Regions from separate parts of the Homo sapiens genome. Here region 1 is linked to region 2. A link is a loop called in an ENCODE intact Hi-C map of the cell type or tissue named here. Cell type or tissue: CD4-positive, alpha-beta T cell. All regions are shown on one strand. Each heading gives the region's core, and the rest is flanking DNA. Links, peaks and the distances in the headings are about the cores only. Region 1 has its middle 46 kb from the start of LINC03011. Region 2 has its middle 61 kb from the start of KCTD7.

Region 1 (2,917 bases), core at 161-2,660, 120 kb before region 2:
ACCCAGATAAACTTTACCTGAATCAATTTTTGCTACTAACATGACTATAACCTCTCATTTGTGTATTTCTCTATTTTTTTTTATTTTTTTTTTATTTTTGAGATGGAGTCTTGCTCGTTGCCCCGGCTGGAGTGCAATGGCATGATCTCGGCTCAGCACAACCTCCGCCTCCCGGATTGAAACGAGTCTCCTGCCTCAGACTCCCAGTAGCTGGGATTGCAGGCATCTGCCACCACGCCTGGCTAATTTTGTATTTTTTTAGTAAAGACGGGTTTCTCCACGTTGGTCAGGCTGGTCTCGAACTCCCAAGCAAAGGTGATCCACCCACCTCGGCCTCCCAAAGTACTGGGATTACAGGCGTGAGCCCCCGTGCCAGCTGTATTTCTCTATTTTACTAGTTAAATTAACACACGGATTATTATTTTGTTCAGTTATACTTCATTTATTGTCCTTATTTATTGATTTCTTCACTTTATTTTTTTTTTAAGACGGAGTCTCGCTTGTTGCCCAGGCTGGAGTGCAGTGGCACGATCTCAGCTCACTGCAATCTCCACCTCCTGGGTTCAAGCCATTCTCCTGACTCTGCCTCCCAAGTAGCTGGGATTACAGGCACACACCTCCACACCTGACTAATTTGGTATTTTTAGTAGAGATGGGGTTGTGCCAAAAAAAAAAAAAAAAAGACAGAGATGCGGTTGCACCATGTTGGCCAGGCTGGTCTCGAACTCCCGACCTTAGGTGATCTGCCTAACTTGGCCTCCCAAAGTGCTGGGATGACAGGTGTGAGCCACCGTGCCCGGCCTTATTGTCCTTGTTTATTTTGACACTCAAATTATCCCAGACTTGGCCAGTGGAAACCCCTCCAAGCTGGCTTCTAGATCTTCTGAAATGTAACCAAAATATTGAAGGGGCCTTTTTTTCCCTGCCCCAGCCCCAGAATCAGTCATTTCTCTAAGAAGCCCTGGCTCACTTTAATGAATAATACTATTTAGAATCTAAGGTCTGGGTGGTATTGGTATTTTAACTCTAAAAAAGAAAAGATACGCTTTGGAGGATCACTGTCTTTAGATCTGTTTGTGAAAGAGGTACACAAGATTCTACTTGGGATGACAAGATTATAGGAGTTCTGAAAGAAAAGGGCACTTTGGAATGTATAAGCAAGTGATCTCAGCTTGGCCAACCACTATGACTTCCTCTATACAGCTCACTCACCATGACTGTGGAGACTAAAACACTTTAACTGAGTCTTTACAGTCAAGACATTCCATTTACTTTCTCTGAAAGTGAATCCAACTCTAAAAAAATGTGAAAATATTCTTCAAATTCCTTAGAAGGTTATTTGTATTTTGTCTGCTACCAAGCTGCTGTGTATGGCGAAAAGCTTTCCTTTATGTTACTAACAGAAACAAGCAAAATACCAAGAGCAAGGGCATCACGGACTAAAGAAGATCAAGAATACAAAATCCAAAAAGTCTGTTTCTAGTCTAGACCCAATACATTAAAACTGCACTTAGGCTAACCTTATCCAAACACGATGGCCAAACAAGTAATCAGTGTGAAATGCAAAATTTACCTGGCTAACTTATATTAAGTGATCTGTGAAACAAAGACATAATGGAATCTTCTCTTCTAACATAAATTTTCAAATACTTTAAGATCTTTATCCCCAAAGCTTTCTACTGACAAAAAGCAACTAAAGAACAAAAAATAGAAAGTACAAATCTACCATTCAAAAAGATGCGGGGTGGGGAGAAACAAGAACAAAGGTAAAAACCATTCTGCATACACATTTTTAAAATAAAAGTCACTTGGATTGTTTCTTTTTTTAACTAATTAATTTTTTCAAAGATGGTGTCTCACTCTGCTGCCTAGGCTGGAATACAGTGGCACAATCACAGCTCACTGCAGCCACTAACTCCTGGGCTCATGTAATCCTCCTACCTTAGTCTTCCAAGTAGCTGGGATTATAGGTAGGTACAAGCCACTGCACCCAACTCGAGAATGGTTTCTTTTTAAAGTACAGACTCTGCACTAAATTGTAAATCTTCTTTCCATAGTATCATGCACACTGTACAGAGGCTTTTGGGACACAGGTTTTTAAAACCACCAAGGAGAGTCAGCGAATATAAATGACAATTATGTACTTAAGTAACAGAAACTTGATTATATATATATATTTACTATTTATTATATACATTAAATAACCTGGGTTTCTGAAGTATACACATTGAATAAAGGAATATAATGGAAAAATATTGACCCAGGAGTTAGGAAACCTGAGTTCTCATGCACAAACTCATCGTTCAACCTTGGGTAAATTAGTTAACCTTTATGGACTTTCATATTGTCATCTGCAAAATGAGGCTATTAGAGCTGATAATTCGATGATTTTTTTTACTATTTCATCTGTTATCATACTTACCATTTCACTACATATCATCAAGAAACAGACTTTAAGCTAAATAGGAATGAAGGAACTTAATAATAAATGGCCTTGAGCTCCCTGCAAGATTATTCTATCAGAAGAATAACTTGCATTTTAAAAAAGCTAACACTTACTGGAGATCTACTGTGTGTGTCGGGCACTGTGCTAAGCTCTTTACATATGTCAACTAACTGAATCCTCATCAAATGTCTCTGATAGGTATTACTGTCCCTCAGTGTGGACAAGACTTGGTTAGTCCGCCCAGGGTCACAAAGCTGGTAAATGACAAAGCTAGGACTCAAATCAAGAGTGACTCCAAAGTCACCTTACTAACCACCTGAAAATTTCACCTCCTAATAAATAAATCATAAGCTGAATACATTCTTATTTAATCTCTGGCAGGTGCTAATTTTTTTCCCCTTTTTAGTAGAGACAAAATAGCTAAAACTGGCAGCCAACCAAGAAACAACTTCAAATTAATCATGTAATCAT
Region 2 (2,917 bases), core at 314-2,813:
AATCTGGGAAAACCCCAAAATCTGAAACACTTCTGGTCCCAAGGCTCTCGGATAAGGGATACTCAACCTGTAGTGCTCGCTTCCAACTAGAAACCCTCTGAGCTCCTTTTAGAGACCCGAGAGGCCTGTCTTACTGGTGTCAAGGGATCATGTTCTCCTCCCCGAGCCCCGCACAACCCCTGTAATTTTACAATACAATGCCGAAAACTCCTTTTCTATTCCTACTGCAGTTTATGCTCCAGTACAGTATTGCTCTCATAATGTAAAAGAACTCCCCTGCCACTCTCTCATCCTGCTTTCCATTCTTATAGGACTTACCACTATGTAACAGATCTCTTTATTGTCCATTTCCCCAACTAAAATGTTAGCTCCACGAGGGCACTGTTCACCACCATATCCTCATGCCTAGAACAGGGCCAGGGACATGGTTAGTGCTCAGTATGGGTTGACTGAATGAATGTGGACATTTATTACCATTCCTCCCTTTATAAGATGCTGAAGACAATTCTCCATAGATTTCTTTCTACCTATCTGTGAGCAGAGGCAATGACTGCCTTTGTTTTGCAACATCTTTTCAAGGATATCTGTATAACAAACAGCTTTGGGAGACAGAGTGCCTCCTTCAAGAGAAAATGGTAGACTGCTTACTGTCCAATAAGGATCCCTAAGTCCAAGGTTCTTCTCCTCTAATACAACTCACTGCATGCACAGGCTTTCCCTGGTCTTCTCTGCATTATCCCATAGGAACAGATACTCAGGGGATAAGCACAAATGCAAATGCACTGGCTACTGCTACTGCTGTAAGAAACTGGCCTTTGTGTCTGACCCAGGAGACTCGTGTCTTTGACCAGTATCTGTGAAACCGTGGGAGGTTAGGGTTAATTTGTTAGCCTGCAAATAAGGTAACTCTCAGGCCCCCCCTCAGTGTTTGCCAAAGGAGCAAAGTGAGAGCAGGTTTGTGTTGGTAAGTTCTTTTAGGCTCTACAAAACTCCAAAAGGTTTGTCATAGTTTTCCAAGAAAAAAGGATAGTAGAGCAGTGAAAGTAAACCCTTTTCCTCAAGTACTCTCTAATCATTGTATGGGATCATCTTTTCTATAACATCTGAGGTAAATCTGTCATTTTATTTTTCTAAAATAAATTTTTTACTTTGTGATTACAACATTGAAAGTTGGGTGTCTTTCTTTGACTATTATGCTGAGAGGCACTCCGTACACTTTCTTAACGGTCTGGCTGAGATCTTTGTTTTCACCTCCAGTTTTGAAAACCTTTGACTATTTTCCTTAACTATGTTTTCTGTGTATTTCATCTGGAACTCCTGTCATTTCAATGTGAATCACCACAATCGATTTTCTGGGTTCATTAAGTTTTGTCTGTACTGATGTTAACTGCTTCATCTATTTAGGTTTTAGTTTTGATGTCCTTTTTTTTTTTTTTTTTTTTTACCAATTTGTGCTGCCTTAAGTAGTTTTTTAAAGGAAAATAAACATATGAGGGCTTTAATCCTCTTGAAAAATGAAACGCTAACATTTCAAGTGTGCCAGGCATGCAGTCCTCATATTCTGAGAAAGTCCATCTCACCAGGGAATATATCTTGAGGTCATCAGTACCTAGCAGAACACAGATTTAAACATTTCCATATTTAGATGAAGAAAACAGGGCAAAACTAACTAATTTTCTCAAATTAAATTACTGGCAAAATAAAGGTGGTGGGAACCGTTAAGGTACATATGCTCATTTTGCATCTCCGAAAACAAACCAACCAAAAACCAGAAATCCGTCATTTTCAGCAGCTAGACAGTGTCTAAGGAACGCACATGTTCTTCACAAAGAGACAATTTGCTTTAAAAAAAAAAAACCCTTTAAAAATATAAATGACAATTAATTCTACTAGCTAGTTACGATCATAGAAGTTACTGAAGTCAACACTTGGTTGTTTTTCTCTAAGTTTTCTAAAAATCAACCTCTGTGAAGAAGAAGGAAATATGGAAAAGGACAACCTCACCCACATTACAGTTTATAGTTCTGGCTAAGGCTCAAATGGCAAGTGCTTGCTCTTCAACTTAAAGTCACCTTGTGTTTGTTTTTTTTGTTTTGTTTTTGTTTTGTTTTGTCTTAATCAAGGTCTCACTCTGTCACCCAGGCTGGAGTACGGTGGCCAGATCACAGCTCACTTCTGCCTCAACTGCTCAGGCTGAAATGATCCTCCAACCTCAGCCTCCAGAGTAGATGGGGCTACAGGCACTAGCCTAGTTAATTTTTTTTTTTTTTTTTAAGAGATGGGGTTTCAAAAAAAAAAAAAAAAAAAAAGAGATGGGGTCTCACTATGTTGCCTGGGCTGGTCTTCAACTCTTGGGATCAAGCAATCCTCCTGCCTCATTTCAGTCTCCAAAATGCTGGGATTACAAGCATGAGCCAGTGGACTCAGCTACACCTTATGTTTTTAATACAGAAACAAAGCTTGTGTTTCAGGTACAGCAAGTAGACCATGATTGTCAAGCCTTCCATTGCCCAGTATCTCTCTCTCTCTTTTTTTTTTTTTTTTTTTTTTTTTTTTTTGAGAAGGAGTCTCACACTCCTCTGGCCAGGTGGGAGTACACTGGTACAATCTCGGCTCGCTTCAACACTGCCTTCCAGGTTCAAGCAATACTCCTGCCTCAGCCTCCCGAGTAGCTGGGATTACAGGAACAGGCCACCATGCCTGGCCAATTTTTGTATTTTCAGTAGAGACAGGTTTTGCTATGTTGGCCAAGCTGGTCTTGAACTCCTGGCCTCAAGTGATCTGCCCGTCTCGGCCTCTGAAAGTGTTGGGATTACAGGCGTGAGCCACTGCACCTGGCCTGTCTCCATGCTTCTTCCACAGCCTGCAGAACGGTGAGCCAAATGAACCTGTTTCCTTTACAAGTGACCCAGCCTCA

The links. A loop is a pair of places that touch in the nucleus more often than their neighbours do. Peaks named below come from ENCODE experiments on the same cell type or tissue, not always from the same donor. Only the 100,000 strongest peaks of a DNase experiment are listed, where the experiment ranks them.
Region 1: it touches region 2 in a loop (5-fold over the local background); 3 of 110 quality-filtered maps call a loop at or near these places.

Annotation. Positions count from the first base shown.
Region 1 is chr7:66,446,001-66,448,917 of GRCh38, forward strand. It overlaps the pseudogene RABGEF1P2. Among named protein-coding and RNA genes, the nearest start is that of LINC03011, 46 kb to the right of the region's middle. In CD4-positive, alpha-beta T cell, for the core only: no CTCF peak of the experiment used is centred there; no DNase peak of the experiment used is centred there.
Region 2 is chr7:66,566,051-66,568,967 of GRCh38, forward strand. It overlaps the pseudogene RABGEF1P1. Among named protein-coding and RNA genes, the nearest start is that of KCTD7, 61 kb to the right of the region's middle. In CD4-positive, alpha-beta T cell, for the core only: no CTCF peak of the experiment used is centred there; no DNase peak of the experiment used is centred there.